2 separate regions of the Mus musculus genome follow, and region 2 is linked to region 1. A link is a contact called in ENCODE Hi-C or POLR2A ChIA-PET data. All regions are on one chromosome and are shown on one strand. Each heading gives the region's core, a stretch centred on a gene start or an enhancer-like site at or near the end of the contact. The rest is flanking DNA. Distances are from core to core; before and after follow the strand shown.

Region 1 (6,231 bases), core at 2,572-5,071:
AGTTCCTCTAGGTAATACCTTACTGCCTATGTGTTTACAGGGATGTAGAAAAGCAATGCCCACTTTCTCATCGTAGGGAAAGGTGTTTGATGGAGCAATTTACAGGTATTAGCTCAAAACAACAGAACTTACAGGTAGGGAATTTATTCTCGTCAGGGAAATTTCAAGGCTGTAATGAGATCAAAAAGGTAAACATAAGAATAAAGAGATATTCATATGAGCAGATTCACATTGCTCAACCTAGAGTAGGGGCATGGCATGGTTCTCATTGTAGCATATACAAGAATAGTGTTCTCTGATCTCAGGAGCGCCCCAGATCGAAAAAACCAACCCAACCCAAACCCCAAGATGTCTCCTACAATACATACATCCGTTCATTTAAGGCCTAACGTCAAAAAGGAGAGCAGGGGAAATTACAGCTAACCTAAAGGGGGGGAAGTCCTGCAAACTGCTGGTATGAAGCAGCACTCATTCCCAGTAGTGTTTCTAGCATCCGAGCAACTCAGCAGGCACAGCTAACTACAGAGCTCTAGTCCACTGTATGAAGAACGTTATTCAAAAATTAAGTTTTGACCAGGAGCAACAGCGCATACCTTTAACCCAGCACCCATGAGGCAGGCAGGCAAGCCAGGGCTTCAAAATGAGATTCCATATCAAAAGCTAACCAACAAGTTTCTTCCTTTTGGGAGGTTCTAGGGATTCACCCTGCCTGGGGCCTCACATACCACACGAGCACTCTATCACCGAGTTTGCACTTTATTTATTTATTTATTTATTTATTTATTAATTAATTATATGTAAGTACACTGCAGCTGTCTTCAGACACCAGAAGAGGGAGTCAGATCTCATTAGGGATGGTTGTGAGCCACCATGTGGTTGCTGGGATTTGAACTCGGGACCTTTGGAAGAGCAGTCGGGTGCTCTTTGCACTTTGAGACAGGATCTTACTACATTGCCCAGACAGGCCTTGAGTGTCTGATCCTTTCGCCTTAACTTCCCGAGTAGCTGAGACCGCAGGCCTGTGCCACTGGGCTTACTTAAGGAAAACTTTCCTTCTAAGTAGAAAATTTTAAAGTAACGAATACATACTTTTCTTTACTGTCCAAGGGCCCAGGAGAATCTAGACAGAAACCTTTGAGAAATAAAAACAAAATTCTTAGGAAGTAATACACATTCTGGTGTTAAGCAACATTTCCTAAGTGCACCCATGGATCCTCTATTTGCAAATACCATCAAGGGAAACAAGATTGAAGAGGCCAACTAATATCAAGATTGACTGATTTTTTTTTCCCCAGATAGTACTGACCCCTCTAAGTTTTTGTGGAGTTATTTTTTCAAATGTACTCATTTAGGGGTATGAAAAATACAACCAGGTAAGTTCAGTTCCAAGGGGCCAATCTGGTGTATATAGTGACACTGTGTCTTCAAAAAGTAGCGTTAGAGAGATGTTTCAGAAGAGCACAATTGCTCTTGTAGAGGACCTGAGTTCAATTCCCAGCCACCACATGCTAACGCCAGTAACTCAGTTCCAAGGGATCCGACACCCTCTCCTGGCCTTTGAGGAAAGTACACACCACATGCACACACGAGAGGCATGTGAGCCAACATCCACATATATAAAAGCACACATTAAAAAAAAAAAAAAGAAAAAAGAACTGGAATAAAGATTTGGCGCTTCTTCTCTTCATAAACTGTCTCAGGAGCTTCCTCTGTACTCTACTAAAGGGTGTTTGTCACTTCACACCACACCACACCACACCACAATTTCTATGTGTACTGTTGCCAATTAAATTCCTAGGCAAGATGCTTCCCGAATGGCTGACTCCAGATGAATGTGAAGGCTGAACGGACACCTGGAGTGGTCAGGGGGATGGATGGTGGCCCATGCCTTTAACCACAGCACTCAAGAGGCAAGAGGCCAATGTGATCTACATGGTGAGACCCTGTCTCAAAATAAATAAATTGATTTAATTAAATTCTTAAAAATAAGTGGCTTAGTGGTTAGTAGCACTTGGTGCTCCTGTAGAGGGGACAAATTCAGTTCCCAGCAGCCATATCAGGCAGCTCACAATGGCCTGTAACTCCAGCTCCAGCGGCTCTGATGCCTTCTGATCTAAACACACACGAGCACATACATAGACACACATGAACAGTAATGGCAATACCTGAATCGGTCGATTCTGAGGAGCCCATTCTCTGTAGACTGCTGTTATTTCTCACTTCCATTTTCTCACAGTCACTGAAACCAAGAGAGGCACCTCCACATGAGCAATTTCTAGCACATGATTAAAAAAAAGGTGACATACAGGCCACGAAGTAGCCAGGCTGCCACAAACCATCTTTGAGAGACCAAGCCAAGGACACCCCACTTGGCCACCCAGAATACCCCAGTTGGCATTTAAACAAAGAAAGGAGTGAGTGGTTTGGCCTTGGGCCACATTGTCAGACAGGCCTGTGGCAAGGGCTGGGTTTCCTTAAAGGAGAGCCTCAGTCTGAGGTTCTGAGTGAGCCAGGAGTAAGGGCAAAGGTGACTAGGCCAGGAGTCCCAGCTTTTCAGGGTTTGCAAAAGTTGTAAGACAAGTTTAGGAGGCGAAATACCCAACATCGAAGGAAAAGCAACTTCACTAAAAATAGTGTTAAGCATTTTTGTTAGTGATAGTGGTGTAGGACTACAAAGTCCTCGAAGATTTCCAATATGGAAAAGTTAGGTAAAAAGTGATAGCTTAAAAAAGGTAGTAGATGGGTAGATACAAGAAACGTGCCGGCCAGGTGGCTGCATAGATTTTACACAAATGCAAGAAAAGAAAATGCCACGTCCCTTTGTTGAGAAGGAACAAAGCTTACAGGAAACTAAGATCCGGCGCGGGTGGTTCAGCAAAGAGGGCCTAGGAGGACCCATTCTCACCCTCCCTCCCAACCCCCATAAGGGTAGATTCCAAAGACTTTTCTGGAATAGAGACAGCGTAGAGAGAAATCTGAAAGGGGTGAACAAGACAGGATGCCCAGCAGGCTTCCTCGATCTCCGCGGTCTGGCTCTTGGCTGAGGATAGCCCTGGACTATCCGAACGGCCTCTCCCGCCCAACATTCCGCCCGGGAGGGAGGGTGCACATGGCGGGCCCTAGCCAGGCCATTCCGGGTCGGAGCATCAGAACCAAGTGGACAGACTCTGTTTCCTGCTGGATCATCCCGAGGGCCGACCAGAGGCCAGCGGCCTGGGGCATCGCTCGCTGGTCTCTCACCTGCCCAGTCCTTCCAGCTGGTCCATGGTGACCGTCAGGTTGGTGACAGGGGACAGTCCGCCAGCAGCTGACGCGCCAAACAGCATCTTCCCCGTGGGCTGCGGCGCAGGCGTGGGGCTGCAAGCGAAGAACAGGCGGCGGCGGTGGGGGGGCTCCGGGCCCAGTTCCATGGCGCCGCCGGGCCTGCCCGGACTCCCGCTCCGTCTTCCTCCGCCTCCGCTGCGCCGGGCCCCGCCCCGCTGGCACCGGCTTCAGCCGCGTGCCACGCCACCAGCGCCCGCGGGTCAAACACAAACACGACCCCGCGGTTCAGAGACGCGGCCGCCACGGGCAGCGGCGCGGACCGGCGAGCGTAGGGGACTCGGCAGGCGCCAGGCACAAGCACCGGTGCTTCCCTCTCTGTCCCGCGAGGCCCGCAGGCGGGCGGGCGCCTGCAACCTCAAGATTAAATCCAAACAAACTCCGTGGAGGAAGAGTCTTGAGACCACCGCTCCGACTAACTCGCCTCACTTTTTTTCTCCCTCCTTGCTCCGTAGCCGGCTCGCAGAGAAGGAACCTTCACTTCCCTCACCACCAAAGTGGCCTTAGCGTTAATTGCTGCACACTCAGGATAGCCGCCGCCCCGCCCCTTTCCTAGTTGGCGCCAAACGGAATTCACCAATCAGGAAGCAAACTTCTCCTCGCTCCCGAATGACAGCTGAGCCGGACCAATGAGAAGGAAAGGAGGAAGCGTCTCGTGGGCCTCCTCGAGGTCACGCCCTCTCTCGGTGGGGGCGAAGCCTGAAGAGTTGGGAGGTGGCTGAAATGAGAAAGGAGTCAATGAAACTTTCTGTGGGGGCGCTAGTCCCTACCGAAAGGCCCCGCTCTTTTTCAGTTGCATGCTGGGTAGTGTAGTTCCTACAGCGTGTGCTACACACCTGTCTGAGCTACTGAGCATAGTGCTGTGCACTTTTTTTTTTTTTTTTTTTTTTTTTTTTTTTTTTTTTAGGAGACAGAGAGACTAGGGAAGGCCATCTGGACCAGGCGTTGGCTCTTCTCTAACTGTGTGGTACAGTACCATGGATCCTGGATCCCTCTTTTCCTTCACAGGACTTCAGGCTCTGATTTTGTCTTTCTTTTTTTCTTTTTCGAGACTGGGTTTCTCTGTGTAGCCCTAGCTGTCCTCGAACCCGCTCTGTAGACCAGTCTGGCCTCGAATTCAGATCGATCTGCCTCTGTCTCTGCCTCTCGAATGCTGAAATTAAAGGCATGTGCCACCATTCCTGCTCCAGACTCTGATTAATTAATTTAATTAATTTTTGAAATAGGGACTTTTTTTTTTAATAGCCCGGGCTGAAACAGGAGTAGTTGAGAGCTATGATCCACAGATAGCAAGCAGAGAGAAGGGGGTGGGGGGAGGTGGGATGGAGAAAGGAAGAGGGAGAGGGAGGGAGGGAGGGAGGGAGGGAGGGAGGAAGAGAGAGAGAGAGAGAGAGAGAGAGAGAGAGAGAGAGAGAGAGAGAGAGAGAGAGACTTTGCCTGGTGTGGGTTTTTAAGAACTCAAAACCCACTCCCATCTACACACCTGTTCCAACAAGGCCACACCTTCTCTAAAATCCCTCCCAAACAGTTGGGGATCAAGCATTCAATCATATGAGCCCATGGGAGCCATTCAAATCACTGTAAAAGTACTAGGCAACATTTAGTGTTTATGTACATGACAGTGTTTCATGTGTGATAACTCTACTAGTGTACTTAATCTTTACAAGTCTTACATCACAAAAATAATTCCAGGAGGGACCAGAGTGAAGGGAAGGTAGTTACTTTATTCACTATTTAGATGAATAACCATTATATCACAAGACATGGTTATGGGCTTCTTAAGTATCTTCACTATGGCCATATTTGTGATTCCATATATTTTTCTTTTGAGACAGGGTCCCGTGCAGTCAGGCTGGCTTTGGACTCTCTATAGTCAAGGATGGCCTTGAATTTGATCTCCCAGTTCACCACTGAACTTAGTTTTGTGCTTGTTAGGTAAACACTTCTAAGTAAGCTACATCCCACCCTACCCCCATTGAGCTTCCCCAGTTACATTGCTCAAAGGATGTAATTTGAGCTGGGGAAGGTGAGAAATACCTGCAACTACAGAATGTGGGAGTTGGAAGCAGAAATTTAAAGTCACCTTCAGCTGCACAGGGAGTTCTAGGCCAGGTGGGGCTACTTAAGGCCCTTCTCAAAAAACAAGCAACACCAAAAAAAAAAAAAAAAAAAAAATGTAAAGCGGGGCGTGGTGGCGCACTCCTTTAGTCCCAGCACTCGAGAGGCAGAGGCAGGCGGATTTCTGAGTTCGAGGCCAGCCTGGTCTACAAAGTGAGTTCCAGGACAGCCAGGGCTATACAGAGAAACCCTGTCTCGAAAAACCAAAAAACAAAAAAAAAAAACAAAAAAACAAAAAAACAAAAAAAAGAAAAGAAAAGAAAAGAAAACAACAACAACAACAAACCTAAGCAACAACAACATTAAAAAAAAAGTCTTGGAGCTGATAAGATGTCTCAACAGGTGAAGATGCCTGTGAGCCAAACCTGATCTTTATTTTTCGAGACAGGGTTTCTCTGTATCGCCCTGGCTGTCCTGGAACTCACTCTGTAGACCAGGCTGGCCTCGAACTCAGAAATCCCCCTGCCTCTGCTTCCTTAGTACTAGGATTAAAAGTGCGCACAACCACTGCCCCATCAATGTGTAAAGATCAAACAAAATTGAAGTAACACGATATGAGTTGGCTTGCTTATTTCTCTTAAAGGTTTTCTCTTGTAAACGAAGTTGCAAGGGAGCTTGTACAAGGCCACAAACTTTCTGGCCCTGAGTAAGCAGAGCTGCTATTTCAGTGTTCTTCATATTTGTTGCTTGTTAGTGGTACTGAGGGTGAGTTTATTTTTAAGAGTTTTTATTATTATTTATGTATGTATATGTGTGTCTGTGTATGTGCAAGTGCCTGATAAAGCCAGATGC
Region 2 (6,231 bases), core at 1,796-4,295, 43 kb after region 1:
TTCAAGTGCACTAGAAGAGGGCGTCACATCTCATTATAGGTGGTTGTGAGCCACCATGTGGTTGCTGAGATTTGAACTCAGGACCTTCAGAAGAGCAGTCAGTGCTCTTACCCACTGAGCCATCTTATTAGCTAGGGCTTTTCCTCGTAACTGCTATTATTATTAACTGCATTTGTGTGTATTTGTGTGTGTGTGTGTGCGTGTGTGTGTGTGTGTAGAGGTTAGATGACAACTTATAAGAGTTGTTCTCCCCTTCCACTATCTGGGATGTAGAGGTCAGACTCAGGCTTTAACAGGCTGAGCAATCAAGCTGGTCCATCTAGGTTTTCAACCTCAGCATCTACCACATGACTGAAGTGTTTGTTGCCACAAGTGGCCCTGAGTCACCTGAGCAGTGCAGTGGAGACTTCGGGTTCATTCTTACCTCCAGGATCAGTGGGTGGGCAACTGCATCAGGCTTGATCAGGGCTAGTGTGAGCTGAAGAGCTTGGGGACTTCGCAAGATGGAGGTCATCTCTGCCCTGGCATCAGAGAGCTGGGTTAAGGACTACGCAGCATTGAGCTCTCAGCACCTTCTACCTGGAAAGAGGTAGCCTTGCAAGCCCAGTAGGGCTTTCACCCGACACTCACAGAGCTATACTCTGTGTTATACTGTAAGGCTGTATGACACTCATTCACTTTCCTATTTGCACTCATGAGATCGTGGAGGGGACACCCAGGTTACCCTGTGAGACACACGTTCGGGTTACACAAGTATAAAGGCACTAGGGAGCTTTCCACTGAAGAGGAATTAAGCTGAGCACAGGCACTGACTTGGTCAATACTTCCCTTATCTTCTAAACTCTTCTGTGTTTTAAGCAAGGTTTATGATGTCTACACTTTTGAACAGTCTAGCCATAAGACTGCAATGACTGGCTCTACTTTTTTTCCCCTTGGGTTTTCTTTTTTTCTTTTTTAAAAAGATTTTATTTATTGTTACATGTAGGTATACTATGGCTGTCTTCAGACACATCAGAAGAGGACGTCGGATCTCATTACAGATGGTTTGGAGCCACCATATGGTTGCTGGGATTTGAACTCAGGACCTTTTGAAGAACAGTCAGTGCTCTTATCCACTGAGCCATCTCACCAGCACCTCCCTTGGTTTTTCAAGAGAGGGTTTCTCTGTGTAGCCCTGGCTGCCCTGGGACTCACTCTGTAGACCAGGCTGGCCTCGAACTCAGAAATCTGCTTGCTTCTGTCTCCTTTGAGCACTAGGATTAAAGGCTGTGCCACCACCGGTGGACTTGACTGCCTCTACTTGTGAGGTCCTATTTTCTAGCCATCTTCTATCCACTGTAGAATTGGAAGGATAATAATAAAGCTTCATGGCCACACACCACTTCTTATCTACCATTATATGTCATGCATATGTATTTATCATTTCTATCTGTCTACAAATACAGAGAAGGTGTCCAGGGCCACACACTGGGCACAATCAGGTAACATTCTCATTATTTTTAGCCTGAATATAGCTTAGCAGCCATGGTAGTTGTACCAGGGTTAAGAGCAAAACAAAGAAACTATGCTAATGTTTCTTCTGCTCAAATCTTCTTTACAGCTTACACTGGATGTTCCATTTTAACTATGGAGCCAAGCCTCACCTAACCAGTACGGGAACAGCACACCCATTTAACCTAATAATATTCTAGATGGTCACATGGCACAGTGGCCATGGGGATGTCCTTGAGACTCCCAGTTCCTCACTCTCCACACTATTACCAAGTTCTGAGAATCTCACCTCTACAAATTTGTAAGGACAAAAACGTCCATACAAGTTGGGCAGTGGTGGAGCACGCCTTTAATCCCAGCACTTGGGAGGCAGAGGCAGGTGGACTTCTAAGTTCGAGGCCAGCCTGGTCTACAGAGTGAGTTCCAGGACAGCCAGGGCTACACAGAGAAACCCTGTCTCGAAAAACCAAAACCAGAAAAAAAAAGTCCATACAAATCTTTTCCTTATAATTACCATTACCCCTTTGTCTTGGACTTCTGTGACACCCTCTGTGATGGTGTCTAAACTTTACTCTCGCCACTCTGCAAATCTGTGCTAAAGAACATTACAGCTACTGGAATGAAAGCTAATCATATAGACTCCTCTTTAACCCTCCAAAGGATATTCTGATTTTTGAAGACAAAGGTCCTCACACAGACTCTGGGACGTTAACCTGCCCTTTTTGGCACTTCTGTCCCTGGGCACTCCTCTGGGTTCATGTGGTGCACCTTACTTCTTCTGCTCCAGTGTCATAGGTGTTTTCAGTCCCATGCCTTTCTGGCCTGACTATCTTCGTGTAAGGACGTGTTCCCATCCTCTCCCCCCAGCCCCCAAGTTCCACTCCCTGCTTATCTCCCACTTGCCCATTTGCACTCGGCTCACGTCTGCAGTCATACTTTCTCAATGCTTCCTTCGGTTACATAGTCCACATAAAGGACAGCTTCATGAAAGCACAAGTCCGCTTTGCTCACCATCTTCACCTCAGTCCCTCCGCAGGGTGCCTAGTACATACCTGGATTTCCACAGATCTTAGCTGGATGAATCAGTGCATGAACCTGATCTAGCCATTCCAAGGCCAGGCTGCTAAGGGGTCTCCTGGGAGGACCGGCGATCTGTAGAGAGGGTGTGGTTCCAGTTAGGTTAGGGCTGTCTTAGTTATTGGTTTACAAGAAAGTGCTGCCAAGCAAAGAAACTGGCTTGACTTTGTCAACCGATCAGACATTTACACGTTTTACAAGTTGCCTGGCCAACTGAGGAAGCCACTACTTTAGCGCCCACGCTAGTCACGTGGTCGCTGGCCCGTCAACTCCACTTCTGCAGCCACACCTCCTACTCGTCTCCCTCCCTCCCCAGCCGCCCCCTAAGTCTTGGCTCCCAACCCTCCTATTGCCCTCGTATTCTAGGACACAACCGAACAACCTGGGCTTCTCTACTACAGGCCGAAGCCCACACCAGACTCAGTTATTCGGTCTCCAAAGCGAGCCCGGGTTCTGGGTTCACCTGGTACTCCCGCCAATCCTCCTGGTCACCAGGCACTGAGCAAGATAGCCCACGGGTCCTTTGGGGTCCTTCAGGCACGCGGCAGGGCAGCCCTCCGGATCCTGCAGTCTGGCGCTGCACGCCTGGTGGGCTAGAGAGATCTGTTGCGGCGCCGGCAGCTTGTTTACACAGCGTATCTTCCTCAGGAAAGTCCATTTCTTTATTTTTTTTAAAGGCTTTAATTTAAAAATTTTTTACGTGTAAGCGTATTCTGCCTGCGCATGTATGTTTCACGTGCGTTCCTTGTGCCTATGAAACCAGGAGAGGGCGCTGGATCCTCTGGAACCTGATGGCTGTGAGCTTAGACCTGGGTATTGGGAATATAACCCAGGTTCCCATGAAGAGCAGTCTGTGCCGTACCCTTAACCACTGAGCTATCTCTCTAGTGTGAAAATCCATTTATTATGATGTTTTGCCTGTAGGTATGTCTGGGTACAGCACCAGGGTGACTGGTGCCAGTAGAGGCCAGAAAGGGCTGTCAGCTGGAACTGAAGTTACAGATGTTTTGAACCATTGTGTGGGTTCTGGTATCGAACCCACCTTCTCTGCAAGATCAGTGAGTGCTCTTAAACACTGAGCCATCTCTCCAGTCTGAAAGTTCATTTTTTGTCTGTCTGCCTGTCCTGCTGGTGAAGGCATGAGTTCATTTCTGCTTTCACGGGATGAGAATAACCTTACTATATACCTGCAGTCAGGCATCTTGTTTTAATTTTACTTCCCAGGCCGGCCATGCCCAAGTTTACTTACTTTCTTTTTTTTTTTTTTTTTAATAATATTATTATTTATTTTATGTATATGGGTGCACTGTAGCTGTACAGATGGTTGTGAGCCTTCATGTGGTTGTTGGGAACTGAATTTTTAGGACCTTTGCTCACTCTGATCAGCCCCACTTGCTCTGGTCCACTTCGCTCGCTCAGGTACACTGTAGCTGTCTTCAGACGTACCAGAAGAGGGTGTCAGATCTCATTACGGATGGTTGTGAGCCACCATGTGGTTGCTGGGATTTGAACTCAGGACCTTTGGAAGAGCAGTCAGTGCTCTTACCCACTGAGCCATCTCACCAGCCCCCCAAGTTTACTTTCTATAGTTCATCCTCATTAACATACCTCTGGAGTATAAGAGACCTCCCATGAGCTCAGTTTTCCTTCTGCCTATGTGGCTTCTGCATGCACATACAACACACACAGTGGAAGACTGGTTGCATAGTTTACATGTGTTTCAACCATTCTCAACAACAAGCCAGCATAATCAAAGGGCAGATGTAAAGGAGGATGTAGAGGTTTATTTGGAACTGTTGTTAAGAACTAACGAAGAGGCTCTCTGCTCCTCCCTGTTCCAGAGACAGCTGCATCTTCTTGGGCAGTGCCAGCCTCATCCGGTAGACAAAATGGTGAAGGTTTGTGTGAACGGATTTAGCTATATTGGGCGCCTGGTCACCACGGCTGCCTTCTGCTCTCCACATGGCAAAGTAGAGGTTGTTGCCATCAACAACCCCTTCATTGACCTCAACTACATGGTCTACATGTTCCAGCCTGACTCCACCCACGGCAAATTCAACGGCACAGTCAAGGCCGAGAATGGGAAGCTTGTCATCAACGGGGAAGCCCATCATCATCTTCTAGGAGTGAGACCCCGCTAACATCAAATGGGGTGAGGCCGGTGCTGAGTATGTAGTGGAGTCTACTGGTGTCTTCACCACCATGGAGAAGGCCGGGGCCCACTTGAAGGGTGGAGCCAAAAGGGTCATCATCTCCGCCCCTTCTGCCGATACCCCCATGTTTATGATGGGTGTGAACCACGAGAAATATGACAACTCACTCAAGATTGTCAGCAATGCATCCTGTACCACCAACTGCTTAGCCCCCCTGGCCAAAGTCATCCATGACAACTTTGGCATCGTGGAAGGACTCATGACCACGGTCTGTGCCATCACTGCCACTCAGAAGACCGTGGATGGCCCTTCTGGAAAGCTGTGGCATGATGGCCGTGGGGCTGCCCAGAACATCATTCCTGCATCCACTGGTGCTGCCAAAGCTGTGGGCAAGGTCATCCCAGAGCTGAACGGGAAGCTCACTGGCATGGCCTTCTGTGTTCCTACCCCCAGTGTGTCCGTTGTGGATATGATGTGCCACCTGGAGAAACCTGCCAAGTATGATGACATCAAGAAGGTGGTGAAGCAGACATCTGAGGGCCCACTGAAGGGCATCTTGGGCTACACTGAGGACCAGGTTGTCTCCTGCGACTTCAACAGCAACTCCCACTCTCCACCTTCGATGCCAGGGCTGGCATTGCTTTCAATGACAAATTTGTCAAGCTTATTTCCTGGTATGACAATGAATATGGCTACAGCAACAGGGTGGTGGACCTCATGGCCTACATGACCTCCAAGGAGTAAGAAACCCTGGACCACCCACCCCAGCAAGGACACTGAGAGCAAGAGAGAGGCCCTCGGTTGCTGAGGAGTCCCTATACCAACTCGGCCCCCAACACTGAGCATCTCCCTCATGATTTCCACCCCAGCCCCCCATAACAGGAGGGGCCTAGGGAGCCCTCCCTACTCTCTTGAATACCATCAATAAAGTTTGCTGCATCCACAAAAAACCAAAAACAAACAAACAAACAAACAAACAAAAAACTAACGAAGAACCAGGCACAATAGAGTCACTCACTGTTAATCCCAGGACTCCAGAGGCAGAGGCAGGTGGCTCTCTGTGAGTTTGAGGCCAGCTTGGTCTACAGTGTGAGTTCCAGGTCAGCCAGATCTACATAATAAGACCCTGTCAAAACAAACACCCTCACCCACCCCCAACAACAACAACAAAAAACAAAAAGGAGTGGCCAGTAGGTGGAGGTCAAATAGTTAGGTCTATCGATAATCTAAGGTGCTACTAGAAACTGTAGCTTAATGTGGTAACCAAATATACCTGCCTTCTAATTCTGTTACTTCAATACTGCATTAGTCAGGGTTCTCTAGAGTTACAGAACTTACGGATAGTCTCAGTATAGTAAAGGAATTTGTTATGGTGACTTACAGTCTGTAGTCCAACTCCCCAACAATGGTCAGCCTTGAATGGGAAGTCCAAGGATCTAGTAGTTGCTCAGTTCCACAAGGCTAATAGATTCCAATAGATGTGCTGGCAAGTAAATGCAATCAGGCAAAA

What was found. A loop is a pair of places that touch in the nucleus more often than their neighbours do. ChIA-PET counts read pairs that join two places held with the same protein, here RNA polymerase II (POLR2A).
Region 2: POLR2A ChIA-PET joins it to region 1 with 21 read pairs in embryonic stem cell. The contact joins the promoter of Nme6 here to the promoter of Cdc25a in region 1. A Hi-C loop is called at or near these places in 2 of 37 maps with a recorded cell type or tissue (T-helper 17 cell and mouse trophoblast stem cell). POLR2A ChIA-PET finds 5 or more read pairs at or near these places in 3 of 5 experiments (Patski and embryonic stem cell).

Annotation. Positions count from the first base shown.
Region 1 is chr9:109,873,169-109,879,399 of GRCm38, reverse strand. It overlaps Cdc25a (cell division cycle 25A), which reads right to left and starts at 3,821. Exons shown (of 15, transcript NM_007658.3): 1 at 3,241-3,821; 2 at 2,166-2,239; 3 at 1,090-1,132; 4 at 133-169. The coding sequence starts at 3,410.
Region 2 is chr9:109,829,608-109,835,838 of GRCm38, reverse strand. It overlaps Nme6 (NME/NM23 nucleoside diphosphate kinase 6), which reads right to left and starts at 3,045. Exons shown (of 7, transcript NM_018757.1): 1 at 3,032-3,045; 2 at 2,544-2,643; 3 at 425-521. The coding sequence starts at 514. It also overlaps the pseudogene 3000002C10Rik.